Regions from separate parts of the Homo sapiens genome. Here region 2 is linked to region 1. A link is a contact called in ENCODE Hi-C data. All regions are on one chromosome and are shown on one strand. Each heading gives the region's core, a stretch centred on a gene start or an enhancer-like site at or near the end of the contact. The rest is flanking DNA. Distances are from core to core; before and after follow the strand shown. Region 1 overlaps PTPN5 (protein tyrosine phosphatase non-receptor type 5). Region 2 has its middle 73 kb from the start of NAV2-AS5.

Region 1 (7,331 bases), core at 4,165-6,664:
CACACATCTTGGGCCTCCATGCCTTGCTCTTTCTATTTGCTCTACCCAAGAAATCCTTTTCCCAACCCCCCATTCACCTAAAAACATATTTTAAAAACCAGTCCCTGGCCGGGCGCGGTGGCTCACGCCTGTAATCCCAGTACTTTGGGAGGCTGAGGCAAGCAGGATCACCTGAAGTCAGGAGTTTGAGACCAGCCTGACTAATACGGTGAAACCTCGTATCTACTAAAAATACAAAAATTAGCTGGGCATAGTGGCAGGCACCTGTAATCCCAGCTACTGGGAGGCTGAGGCAGGAGAATCACTTGAACCGGGGAGGTAGAGGTTGCAGTGAGCTGAGATAATGCCTCTGCACTCCAGCCTGGGCAACAGAGTGAGACTCCGTCTCAAAAATTAATTAATTAATTAATTTAAAAAAAAACCAGCTCCTGTCTCCCCCTTGGAGAAGACTTCCTCTTCCCCTTGCCCCTCCCACAAATGAGCAGAGCCTTCCCCAGGATGGTCACATGCATACATCAATTAAAGCAGGCATCAGGGTACAGTCGTGTCTGCATGTCTGTCTCCCTGAGAAGACTGGGAGCCTGCAAGGAGGGGCCTGGATTATTCATCACTGTATTCCTAGGGCAGCTCCAGGCCTTGCTCACAGGAGGTGCTCAGCACACGCCTGTTGAATGCGACGATGGCTTTGGGAAGCTACTTTCACTCCGGGACATCCTCCATCAGTGAAGTGGGGGCAGGCTGGGTGATTTCCAAGTCCCTTCATCCCTGGTGGTCTCTGGTTATAAGGGAAGCAGTGGTGGGGGCAGCCCAGCAAGTGGCTGCTGTTGTCACAGGCCAGTGTTCTGTTCCTGTTGCCTGGCTGATAGAAGTGGGGAAGGAGAGAGCAGGAGCCTTAGCAATCCAATAAAAGCAGCTATTTCTGCTCTTGGTGGGGAGGGAGGAAGGCAGCGCCCAGAGACTGGGTTCCCCATCCAGCCTGAATGGGCCATGTATTTTCTTTGGAAAGCTAATTAAACCCTCCTCTGGACAGTCTAGACACGCAGGCTGTGGCTGGGGTTGCCTGGAGTCCTTCGACTACAGGGAAGAGCAGCAGAGGCTCTTGCTCCATTTTCCTTTGCAGTCAAGAGGTGCTACTCGTTCTGCTTTTCTGGTTATGAAATTAGTCATTTTCTAGGAAGCTTATTTATAGAGTCCACTGCACACATGAAGCACTGAGCTATTCTGAACACAGCTTGGGGCCTGAGAGGCTTAAGGTGTGAAAGCAGGTGTGAGTCACACATGGGTCCCCTTCCAGAGGTATCTGGATACTGTGCCTTTCTGTACCCAGCCAGGGGTCAGCCCTCATGGGCTGCCATCCAGCTAGGTGCTCGTTAGGGTAAGGAAAGAACAAGTTTAGGATTGGAAGGTTGGGGGTGGGTGCTCTCAAACACAATCCCTGTGGCCACCACCAACTCAGTATAAAATGTGGGGCAAGTCAGACCCCATTCTCTGGCTCAGTTTCTCCTCTGTAAAATGAGAGGCCTTCCAGATCTGTGATTCTCTGACTTCTGTGGACAACAGCTGTGGAGGAGAGCTCCCAGCTACTTAGCAAAGACCCGTCCACAAAGCAGCTCAGATGATGGCTGTGTTTGAGATTCCTAATGTTTTCTCAAGAACGTCAGGTCAACATTTACTTATTCCATAAGTGTTTATTTATTGAACATCCTACTACGAACCAGGCACTGTGCGAGGCTTTGAAGATACAATGGTAAATAAAACAGAAATAGTGGACCCTGCCTTCATGAAAGCCACAGTCTAATGATGGAGACAGATGTTGAATAATGGCATATATTACAGTGACATTTCTAACCGTGTCAAGTGCATACCATGTGAGAGAAAAGCATGTGGAAGGTGCTGTGAGGAAAGAGCCTTCCCAGTGTGGCTGGAGTGCAGAGGTCAAGAGGGAGAGGGACTTAGGGTAAGCCTGGAGGGATCCACAGGGACCAGACCACCCAACATCTATGAACTATGCCAAAGGATTTTTCTTTGTTCTAAGTACAATAAGGATGCCATGAAAATATTTTTTCAAGAAAGGTTATGTGATAAACGTTGAGTTCTGAGGAATTGATTCTAGCTCCTCTCTTCTGGAGAAGCGTTCACCATGCCACTTTCCATTGCCTGGGGCAGAGGGGACTTCCACATCCAGTTGTGCAGTTTGTAAACTGCACAGATTTTCTGTGCCATAAGCACTGGAGCCATGTGGAGAATGTTTTGGAGGCCAGCCCGAGTGGATGCCAGCAACCAGTTAAAATATTGCCACAGCAATCTAGGCAAGAGATGATGGTGGCTGGGACCAAGATGGGGAGGGAGAAATGTGGAGGGACTCCAGAGACATTTAAAGAATGCACTTAAAGTTACCTTGAAGGAAGTGACCTCCTCTCTGCAGGAGTGCTGGGCTCTAGGACTTGTGATTCTCAGAGACCCTGGCAATTGGGTTGAGGAAAAAAATAAAATGATATAATGCCAGTTGAAAAAGAAGATATCAGAGGGAGAAGGGCCACCCTGAACCTGACCTCTCTGCCCTTAATTATTTAAAATCTGGAATTGGGCCTGAAACTGGCCCTAGGGCCAGTCCAAGAAGCAGGATAGCAGGACTTGGGGGCAGAGAAGCAGCTGAGCCTCTGGAATTCCTGAAAGTATGCTAGCAAGGCTATGTCAAAGGTTCTTTTGGTTGCCAGTTTCAGAAATCACATCCCACTGGCGTAAGCTAAAATGTGGGGATTTATTGGAAGGATCCACGGCCATCTTATGGTCTTGAAGGGCATATTGTCCAAGACTCAGTACAGATGGGAACAAGGCAGCTCTCAGGCCCTCAGCAGCAGGTCTTCTCTCCAGGGCACTGTGGCTACCATGATTCAGCACCAGCAAAATGCATCAGAATGCATTTTCAGTGTGCAAGGGAGAGGATCTGATTGACCCAGGCTGGTTTGTGTGTTCAGCCTTGGATCAGTCATCAGCTACTGCCAAGGGTCAGAGACATGAAAGGCAGACAAGGCCACTGGAGCCCACGCTGCATTTCAGGCCATTCCCAGGGTAGGGGACCCCCTGTGAGTCAAGTGGTTGCCCTCAAGATATGTCTACTCTCAAGATGCTTCATGGGGTCTAGCTGATCTCCAGCAACATTTTTCCAGCTTGCCAGGTAAAGGAGAAAAACTAGACCCCCATACTCTCCTATAAGGTGCCCTAATAGGCTAGAAAGAGGGTTCTCTGATTTCAGGAAGGAAACATTTAGACTATACAAAACATGTATGTAACTACTTTTTCTAGCTATTCTGGAGAAGAGTTCTGCATACCACTTTTCACTGCCTGGGGCAGAGGGGACTTGCATATCTTGGAGAGCTGGACACAGGATTGTGGGTTACTCAGAGCCCTCTTCTTGTCCACCCATGGTTCAAAACTACTGGAACTAGGAGACAGAATGGCACAACAGCGAGAGCATGAGCCTGGAGTCCTAGGTCATAATTTCAAACTCATCTCTATTCTATTGAGCTGTGTGACCTTGGGCAAGTTACTTAACCTCTCTGAGCCTGTTTAATGATCCCTCATTCATGAGGTCATGGTGAGGATTTAATGTGATAAAGTTTGCAAAGTGCTTGCGTATAGTAAATCCTCCTACTGTAGAGGTGATGATGATGGTGATGATGATGATGATGGTTGTGATGATACTGCTGCCACTGATTCCACAAGGAAGACACCTGCAAAATTCTGCTCCTGCCTCTGCAGCTTGACCCCTCAACAGGCTGGTATTTTCCTCAGGTCCCTTTGATGGGGTGGGGTTATTCAAAGGGATACAGAATACAGGAGAGGGAGCCTTCTTATCTTTGCTCAGGGTTTTTGTCTTGATCCTGGCTCAACAGCATATTCTTACCTTTTCCATCCTGCTGCAGGAGTGAGAGAGAGAACCACGCTGCTGATGACTCCGAGGGAGGGGCCCTGGACATGTGCTGCAGTGAGAGGCTACCGGGTGAGTCTTCTCAGCACCCAGCTCCTCCCAGACCTCAGAATGGAGAGACAATGCCCCGGCTGAAGCTGGGGCTGGAGTAAAGCCTAGCTAGCTGTGAACTTGCGCAAGAATATCCATGCAGCTGCTCCATAGCTCTTCGTTTAAATGGGGACTTGTTTTTCTAATCCCTGATGCCTTCTGACCTGTTATCACTTGGAGCTGCTCTAGGCTCACATGGAGGGAAGAGCAGGCAATTGAAGGTGTGCTAGGAAGTGAAAAGAAGGACGAAGAGCTGAGGAGTACAGGGCTCCTAGGGAATGACCACTGACCATTCAGGGCTGGGCTGACTTCAAGAGGTAAGGGTAGGAAGCAAAACCTGAAGGCAGCATGAGCCAAGGATGGGGTGGGGGATGTGGAGAACTACCTGACCTCCCTGTTGAGAAGCCCGGCTTGAGGGTGAAACTGTGCTGCTTGAGTCCAGTTGACCACAGTTGCAGGGAGCCAAGCCATTGCAGCCACCGTGGAGATATTACCAAGGCACTCTTGCCCACAGGGTGGCAGCTCGTCCCAGTTGTAGCCCCATGACCCACGCCATGATAAACAGCCTCAGAAGGAAGAAAAAGAAGGGGTGGGGGGAGAGTTTTACATTTTTTTATAAGTTTTTATTGTTCTTTTCCTTCTTATAACAAAAGGTTAACTGTCAAAATATTAGAAAATAAATACAAATAAAAAAAGAAAAATCGCCATAATCCTGTAACATAGCATATATTTTCATATCTCTCCTTCTGAACATTTTGTTAGAAGACAAGTCTTTTGGGCCAGGTGCGGTGGCTCATGCCTGTAATCCCAGCACTTTGGGAGGCCAAGGCGGGCAGATCACGAGGTCAGGAGATCGAGACCATCCTGGCTAACATGGTGAAACTCCGTCTCTACTAAAAATACAAAAAATTAGCCAGGCGTGGTGGCGGGCGCCTGTAGTCCCAGCTACTTGGGAGGCTGAGGCAGGAGGATGGCGTGAACCCAGAGGGCAGAGCTTGCAGTGAGCCGAGATCGCGCCACTGCACTCCAGCCTGGGCGACAGAGTAAGACTCCGTCTCCAAAAAAACAAAACAAAACAAAACAAAACAAAGACAAGTCTTTTGAACTCTAACGTTGAAATTCCAAACCTGTAGCTTTTCAGAGACCTCATGATTGGCAAGGAACCTTAGAATGGAGTCTTCACGTGATACTCTTTAAGATAGACATTGGAAACAACCAGGTATGAGTCTAAAGCGATGACTCTTCAAAATAAGTGGTATTTTATTCACACCACACTCAGTGCCCCAGCTCCTGAGGAAGCCCTTTGATGCAGTTCATACCTTAACCAGTAGGGGGTGCCATTGCTCAAAACACTTGGGACAGCCTGTTGAGACGGTCTAAGATGGGACCGTCTGTCTAGAAGAGAATTCTCTGAAAAGATGTGAGAACTTCCTGAATATCTGAATGGCTGTCTTGCGGAAGGGGCAGCAGATCTATTCTGTGTATCTTAGGATGACGTAAGCCCAAGGCATTGAAATTAAAAACAGGCCTTTGGCCCATAGACGCAGAACTCTCTGACTCTAAAAGTGGTCCAGTCATAGAACTCAATAATTCCAGAGGAAGAAATGCGTGTTCCGTCACAGGAGGCATTCAAGTACTAGATAGATAGACAATGGAGAGGAAATTTCCACAATGGATGGGAGGTCCAGATGACATCAGAAGTCCCCTTCAACTATTAAACAGTTCTGTGATTCAGATATGAGTCATAGAATTCGGAGATGACTCTACAATCAGGGATGGCACCACTGACTAGAAGAAATCTGCAGAAAATAGGACAGGATGAATAGGAGTCCAGAGAGTAGCACGGTGTGGAGGAAGAAAGAGCATGGGATTTGGCGTTTGAGTCCGCCTGTTCTGCTTCAGGCTGTGTGTTTATGCACAAGTCACTTAACCTTGCTGGAGCTCCAGTCCCTCATCTGTGAGCAGAAACAATAGCAATATGAATATTTATCCTCACAAGTGTCCTGGGGGAATAAATAAATGTAACCACTCAGTCATTCACTCAAGTACTTATTGAGCACCTACTAGGTCTCAGGTACTAGGTGCTAGATATATAGAGGTAAATAAAACAGACATAGTCCCTTCCCTAAGGAAAGTTCATGGACAACTTCAGCTCTGAGCTGCTTCTGCAAAATGGGATGAAGCCGCAGCAGAGAGGCTGCAGTAATAAGCATAATAGGTTAAATCCCAATGTTCTCTCCCATTTCTCCCCAAAAGCAAGCAACCAGTGTAGAATAGAAGAGTTTTGGTCATGGAATATCCTAGGAAATCAGTGTCATTTGCTACCCCTTCTTACAGATGAGAGGACCAAGGCCCAGGGAGCTTAGGCAGTCTGTCCAAGGTCACTTAGCTGGTAGAGGGAGGATTCACTCCAGGCAGTCTCTCTCAGTAGCCCGTGTCGTCACCGCTACCTTGTTCTGCCTCTGTTGTCCCCATGGAGCCACTGTCATCTTCTGGCACCCTGTGGACTGAGGCAGAAAGAGTTTAGGTGCGTTTGTTCCAGACAGGAGTTTGGAGGAGGTAGACAACGTCCCTGTGCCTGTCCCTATCTGTGTCCTTCCTCTGGGAAGTCCTGCTTGCAGAGGCCGAGCAAGTTGTGTGACCCTCTAGACTCCCACGATGCTGTCCTGATAGGGGATTGCAGTAATTATTTGCCTCCTCCATGGGGTCATGAGCTCTCTGAAGGCAAGGACCTCTCTGTTTCATTTCTGCATCCTCCATGTCCAGCATGTATTCACTCATTTCTTCATTCTGTCACTACTGATTGAGCACCTACATGTGCTGGGCACTGTTGTAAGCACTAGAGATTGAACAGAAATCCAAACTGAAAACAGTTCCCACCCTCCCAGGACAGTATTATGTGCTAGTCAAGAACAGGGACTCTGGACCTCAGCTTGGCCCCACCACTTACCAGTAGATGATCATGGACAAGCTACTGAATCTTTCTGGACCCCCCATTCACAATATAGCAAGAACAATATTCACTGCTGTGCAGAGTTGTTAGAGGATTCAGTGAATTAACAGAAAGCTTAGAACAGTGCCTGGCATATAGCAAATGCTGTACAGACATTTGCTATTAAGGAAAAATAGACAACAAATAAAATAAGTAAGTCATGCCACATAGTATGGTTAATAGTAGTAAGTGCTATGAAGACAATTAAAGCCATGAAGAGGGGGATGGGAAAGAACTGGGGAATGGTTTGACATTGTGAATAGGGTAAATTCACATTGAATTTGTGGAAATCTACTCTACACCAGAGCCTGGTGTAGA
Region 2 (6,744 bases), core at 3,367-5,866, 670 kb before region 1:
CTGATTGATAGGAATAAATATTTAAAGGATGACACCAAGACACTGTGAAATCCTCAGTCATCAAGCAGAGATTACCATGTACATTTGGGAAGATAGTGGGTTTTGAGTTGAAAGTTTTCCAAGGATTGGAAAAAAGTATTTGTCTGGTTAGCCTTAAGTAATCAGAAACTAATGAACCTGGGACCTTCCAGTTAAATGAGTTGATAGTAGTAGCTTTATCTCATGAGTGGTCAGTTTCCTTTGTGATAGATCACATTATCTAGAAATGCACTGCTGCTTTCACAGTCTTGCCTACCTCATTTTAGTAATTAGGCAAGAAAAAGAAAGAAAAGGCATCCAAATAGTAAAGGAAGAAGTGAAACTGTCTCTGCTGACTACATGATCTTATGTATAGAAAATCCTTTAGACTCCACCAAAAATGTGTTATAACTTATAAAAGAACTTAGTAAAGTTACAGGATATAAAATCAATATACAGACACCAGTAGCATTTCTATACACTAACAATGAACTATTTGAAAAAAGAAATTATGAAAACAATCCTATTTATAAAAGCATCAAAGAAAATAAGATTTAACCCAGGAAATGAAAGCTCTGTATACTGAAAAGCATAAAATATTGATAAAAAATTGAAGATGACACAAATAAACGGAAAGGTGTTTCCATGTCTTCTAACCTATGTTCATGAAGTAGAACAATTAGTATTGTTAAAATGTCCATACTACCCAAAGCAATCTATAGATTCAATGAAATCCCTATCAAAATTCCAATGTCATTTTTCACAGAAATAGGAAAAACAATCCTAAAATTCAATGGAACCATGAGAGACCCCAAATAGCCAAAGCAATATTGACCAAAGGAAAAAAAACAAAGCTTGGTGGCATCACACTACAAGATTTCAAAATGTATTACAAAGCTATAGTAATCAAAACAGCATGTTACTGGCATAAAAACACACATAGACCAATGGAATAGGCTACAGAGCCCAGAAATAAATTCACATATCTATGATCAACTGCTTTTCAACAAAGATGCCAAGAACACACAATGGGGGAAAGAACAGTCTCTTAAATAAACAATTTTCGGATAACTGGACATCTACATGCAGAATAATGAAATTAAATTCTTGACTTATGCCATATATAAGAATCAAGTCAAAATGGATTAAAGACTTAAACACTTAAATATCAGACCTGGAACTGAAAAATTACTAGAGGCAAACATAGGAGAAAAGCTCTATGATGCTTGTCTGGGCAATGATTTCTTGGATGTGACCCCAAAATCATAGGCAACGAAAGCAAAAATAAACAAATGGGACTGCATCACACTAAAAAGCTCCACAACAAAGGAAGCAATTAATAGAATGAAGAGACGACACAGAGACTGGGGGGAAATATTTGCAAATCATACATTGGATAAGGAGCTGATATCCAAAATAGATGAAGAACTCAAATTTCTCAATAACAAGAACACAAATAACCGTATTAAAAAATAGGCAAAGGACTTGAATACTTTCTGAAATGAAGACATACAAATGGCCAACAGATATAGGAAAAATGCTCAACATCTCAATCATCAGCAAAATGAAACTTAAAACCACAATGAGCTATCATCTCACACCTGTTAGGCTGGCTATTATCAAAAAGGCAAAGATGACAAGTGTTGGTGAGACTATGGAAGAAAGAGAACGCTTGTACACTGTTGGTGGTACTGTAAATCAGTATAGGCATTTTGGAAAACAGTATGGAGGTCCTTTGAAAAACTAAAAATAGAATTACCACATGACCCAGCAATCCACTTCTGGGTATATACTCAAAGGAATTGAAATCAATGTCAAAGAGATGTCTGCACTCCCACGTTCACTGTAGCAGTATTCACAATAGCCAAGATATGGAAACAATTGAAATGCCCATCAACAGATGAATAGAGTTTTTAAATGTGGTATGTATACACAATGGAATATTACTCATCCATTAAAAAAACAGAAACATCTGCCATTTGTGACAACATGGATGAACCTAGAGGACATTATGCCAAGTGAAATAAGCCAGGCACAGAGAGACAAATACGATATGGTCTCGCTTATATATGGAATCCAAAAAAGCCAGACTCATAGAAGAAAGAGTAAAATGGTGGTTACCAGAAGCTGGTGGTGGGGTGGGAAAGGTGGACAGGGAAAGGCAAGACATTGGTCGGAGGATATAGTTTCAGTTAGATAGGCATAGCATGGTGACTATAATTAATAATAATGTATTGTACATTTCAAAATAGTTTAAAAAGAGGATTTTAAATGTTTTCACCACAAAGAAATGATATATATTTGAGGTGACGAATATGCTAGTCTAATTTGATCATGCCACAATGTATATATGTACTGAAACATTATACCATACCCCGTAAATATATATAATTATTTATCAATTATAAAGGAAAGAAAAGATTTCAAAGAACTGGATATCAGTGTGAGAAGTTGAGACATATTTTGAGAAAATAAAGGCTGTTTTTATCTTTGCTGAAAAGAGCTTGGCAAAAAAAAAAAAAAAGCCACAACCTTTTGCTTCTTTCCTGTGCTTCTTTTGACCATAAAAATATGAGAGATTCACGTGACAATTGATATTTCCATGTATAATGTTAACGAACATCTTTGTGATATTTGAAGTCTCATTTATAACAAAGCCAAGGTGTTGACTCCACCTCCCAGTTCAGAGTAATTTGATTTTGCAAAAGAGGAAAATGCCTTAGGAGCTGTTAAAATACTTATTTTCTAAAGGAGCTAAAAAAGAAATGTGCCCCAAAGCTGGGGATAAATCACTGTGTATTCATTCTTGGTAGCTTCATGTCCAGTCTGGCTCTGGATTCCATGCTTCTGGTGGCAACTCAGCTCCTTTCTTCTTCTCAAGGATACACTGAAAAACTCCTCACTTCCTTTCTTGCTCTCCAACTTCTTCATTCTCCTTTTTCTAATTATCAATAATAAAACATTGGCCATTCTGACATATGAATTCTGCTTTTAAAAATGCTTCAGTTCTCCATCACCTAATCACACAGAAATGAACCCCAGTGCCACTTTCTCCCTCCAGGGACCAAGATGCCTTAATATCTTTAATATGTACCTCATCAGCCACTGAGCATCTACTGTGTGTAAAATCTGATGCCTTGGTCCAATTTCATGGATAAATTTGTAGTATCCATCTCTTGAGACACATGGAAAACCACATCTTCTGTTTCTTATAACAGACTGCTGGTGTTCACCAATATCCATGTTCTCCTCTTTTTTTTTTTTGGCTCATTTTCCACTCTCCTTTCATCCAACAGAGGCCATGTGATTTGTTTGCACCAATGGAGTGTGTGCAAAATAGTCATTACTTCCAAGCCTGGCACCTACACTTCCTGCATGATACTTCTTGCTCTCTCTTCCTTTGCCTATTGGCCAGATGCTGAAGTGTTAAGCCATTGCGATTTTGAGGCTCATCTCTTACAGCAGCCAGCATTATTTACTCTAATACATTTCTATTTTTTGAGACTTTTCTCTAATACAGATTTTATTTGTGCATATAATACTTTAAACATTCAATTGGATGTGAGATCTTTTGAAAAGCAATGATCTGCCTTTGAATTGGGGGAAATACAATTTGCCAACAGTGGTCACAACTGCAAGAAGTTAATATAAAGGCCCCAGTTAGCTTCAGGGGCCTAATCAGAGACTCCCCATGGAGCTAACATTCTTCAACAAGCAAGCCTGTTGCTGGCTCACAAAATGCTTGGTCCATACCACCGCCTTTCAGTTGAGCAGATGGGGGTTTTGATGTAAATTGTGCTGGCATTTGCTGCTCTGAAAATAGATTTGTTTTTGCCTCCTTCCAAATTCAGTCCTAAAAAGCAATAGTCAACAAGTTTCATTTCCTCCTTTTAGGCAGGTCAGCAGGACCAGATATCTGTTTGCTATTAAAAGGCACAAAATAAAGCCAAGGATCTCATGCTTGCGGGGCACCTTGGGCTTTACCTTGTTGGTGCCCCATCAAATGCAGAAATTTCCTCTAGAGAATTCCAGGTAGAGCATCCTGTTCTGCTTGCCCTCTTTGATGGGGAGCTCACCACTTAATGAAGTAACACATTCTAGTGTTAAAGAGTACTTCCAGTTAGAAAGCTGAAACTGACCTCCACAAACATTCCATTTTTCAGTCCTGTATCTGCCCTTTAGAGGCATCCTCTCAAAATATAGTGCCATCTCTACATATTGACCCTTCAGGCATTTGAAGACAGAATTGAAGTCTGAACTCTTATCTTTTCCTTGTCTCTGCCCCAAAGTCCTCTATACAGCATAACTCCCAGGACTCTTCCTCAGAACATACTCCAGCTTGTCAATGTCCAGTGAAAACTGAAGTGACAGGAGCTGGCCACAGTTTGAGCAATATGGAAAGGAATGGGGTTAACATCAGTGCCTTCAGGACACTGTGGTTCTGGGTGAGCTGGACTCTTGTGTTTGGGTTTGAGGCATTTTGAAAAGTAAGAATTGCCTCAGAGGACAGCAGCAGCTCTCCTCAGCTGCGGTAAGAGTTATTGGGGAGATTCAAATGAGGGTAAAGAACACAAGAACCTGGGCCTCACAGAAACCCTGGAATGGATTAGTACTGGAACATGCTTTGAAACCTGCAGGGAAATCTAGAATTCAGTGCAGTCTCCACTACAGGGACACCCTAGCTGTACCTTGGGGGCCCCAGCTCCTTCCTGGTTGACTTCTGCTGCTCTCCATACCACCCACTCCCCCACTGCCTCGCTCTCCATGCTCCATGTCTTCTCAGTGGCTGCTTCATCCTGGCTTTCACCTCCTCACTGTCCATGACGCCTTTTGGCTTCTGCCTGCCTTCTTGTGAGTGTGCCATTTGTGGTTTTTTTCCCAACATACTCTCTATGACTTAAATTCAACACTTCCACAGGGAGAGAATATGATCTTTTCCCTTAATCACCACCAACTCAGTCATGAAATGTTTTAGCTGCAGTTTGTCCTAGCAGCTGCTGATCAGCCTATGGGTTAGTTCAAATGCTCTCCCCTAATCAATAAACATCAATTAACAATGATGACAGGGGTGGGCCACAGGAGAGGAAAGTGGCAATTTCTACAGAAGGATTCTGGGTTTTCATCACATTCACAGAATGTGAATTCAAGCTTATCAATGCTTTTTTTTTTTTTTTTTGGTCGGAGTTTTGCTCTTGTTGCCCAGGCTGGAGTGCAGTGGTGCAATCTCAGCTCACTGCAACATCCACTTCCCGGGTTCAAGTGATTCTCTTGCCTCAGCTTCCCAAGTAGCTGGGATTACAGGCCTGTGCCACCACACACAGCTAATTTTTGTATTTTTAATACAGACAGGGTTTCATCCTGTTGGCCAGGCTGGTCTCGAACTCCTGACCTCAGGTGATCGGCCAGCCTTGGCCTCCCAAAGTGCTGGGATTACAGGCATGAGCCACCGCACCCAGTCTTATCAATACTTTCGACAACCAGATCACACTATGATGTATGTTGGAAAATGTGATGTGTGTTATGGCAAAATCCAAAAGCTGTGTTTTTCCTAGCTGCTGCTAAGCCAGCACTCTCTACCTTGCACCTATATGTGCAAATCTTGGCTTACTATATTTCATCTTGATAGACTCTACAGAAGGTCCCAGTCCTGCAAATTTGCTCTTAATCTAAATTCTATCTTCCGACACCAGGCATTTGTTTGTTTGTTTGTTACTCTCTGCTCTGTAAATTCCAAAGGTTCCTTACAGCCCTATCAGAACCACAAGGAGAGGAAGGAGACCAAGAAGGATGGGGTCAGCACCCAGCCCCAACCTCACTTTGGCCAGAAAAACTGTTCTAGTGCAACAGAATTCCAGGTAAGAGTTTCTTGGAACAATATTTTCTGAAACAGAAATAAAATTTGAAAACCATGGAGGCAGGGTCTTTTTGTGGCTTCTGTGCTCAGTGGTTGGTCTCATTTCTCAGCATAGCATGCTTGCCCACCCCCAGGACCTCCTCCTGCGGCACACTAAGATGGGTACACTGCAGTGCCCTGTCACACTTCCAGCTTCAGCAGTCGTTAAACGCAGCAAAGAACTAGAAGAATGACTGCTTACCTTCGCTTACCTTCTTGCTCCAGGAAGCAACAGCCTGCTGTGCCGATTCCCACTTCGGGCTTTAACCAGCAGCAACTCAGCACAGCTTGAAGGGATGCACTCTTTATCCCTGGTACCATCAGACCAGGGCTGAGGGACAGCAGTGGAAACTAGCTGTGGGCAGCTTCCAGGCAGGGATGAGATGCCCCTCCACCTGCCTGTCTATTTTGCCTTTAACAAAGCTAAAATAAGGCAGATTTACATTATAAAGGTTTAGCAGGCCATGAAGGGAGTTTTTTTCTATTGTGTCTGAATCTTGGCTAAAGCCTCAGGCTAAAGATAATTGGTGGCAAGTAGCCCATGTTCTAGAGGGCTGCTTGACACACTTGCAGCACTTACTGGAAGATGGCAAAGCTAGCCTGGAAACACCCTCCCTGGGTAAGAGGCTGTGTCAGAGGAGGCTGGAGCTTCTCTGAGGAGCGGACCTTTCCACGGACATCTGTAGATGAATTGGAGGGGACAAAGAAAAGTGATGCTCTCTACCCTCAACTGTCAACTGATCCACACGGCAGGGGAGACTGGCATCATATCTTCTTAACTGGATGTGTGCAGAGCTCCAGAAACTTGCAAAAACAACTCCCTGGTGTTAGTG

Evidence for each region. A loop is a pair of places that touch in the nucleus more often than their neighbours do. Pooled maps may share reads with other maps.
Region 2: a map with no recorded cell type shows a loop between it and region 1 (10-fold over the local background). The contact joins two enhancer-like sites. A Hi-C loop is called at or near these places in 8 of 37 single-sample maps with no recorded cell type and 4 of 50 pooled maps.

The regions. Positions count from the first base shown.
Region 1 is chr11:18,762,479-18,769,809 of GRCh38, reverse strand. PTPN5 (protein tyrosine phosphatase non-receptor type 5) reads left to right here. Exons shown (of 15, transcript NM_006906.2): 3 at 3,927-4,003. Among named protein-coding and RNA genes, the nearest start is that of PTPN5, 26 kb to the left of the region's middle. RefSeq lists an enhancer at 7,300-7,331. Within about 2 kb of position 5,414, at least 3 of the 41 ENCODE cell types and tissues checked have a DNase peak (open chromatin) inside an H3K27ac peak, as active enhancers do.
Region 2 is chr11:19,430,648-19,437,391 of GRCh38, reverse strand. It overlaps a transcript of NAV2 not described here. Among named protein-coding and RNA genes, the nearest start is that of NAV2-AS5, 73 kb to the left of the region's middle. RefSeq lists a silencer at 4,804-5,004. Within about 2 kb of position 4,616, at least 5 of the 41 ENCODE cell types and tissues checked have a DNase peak (open chromatin) inside an H3K27ac peak, as active enhancers do.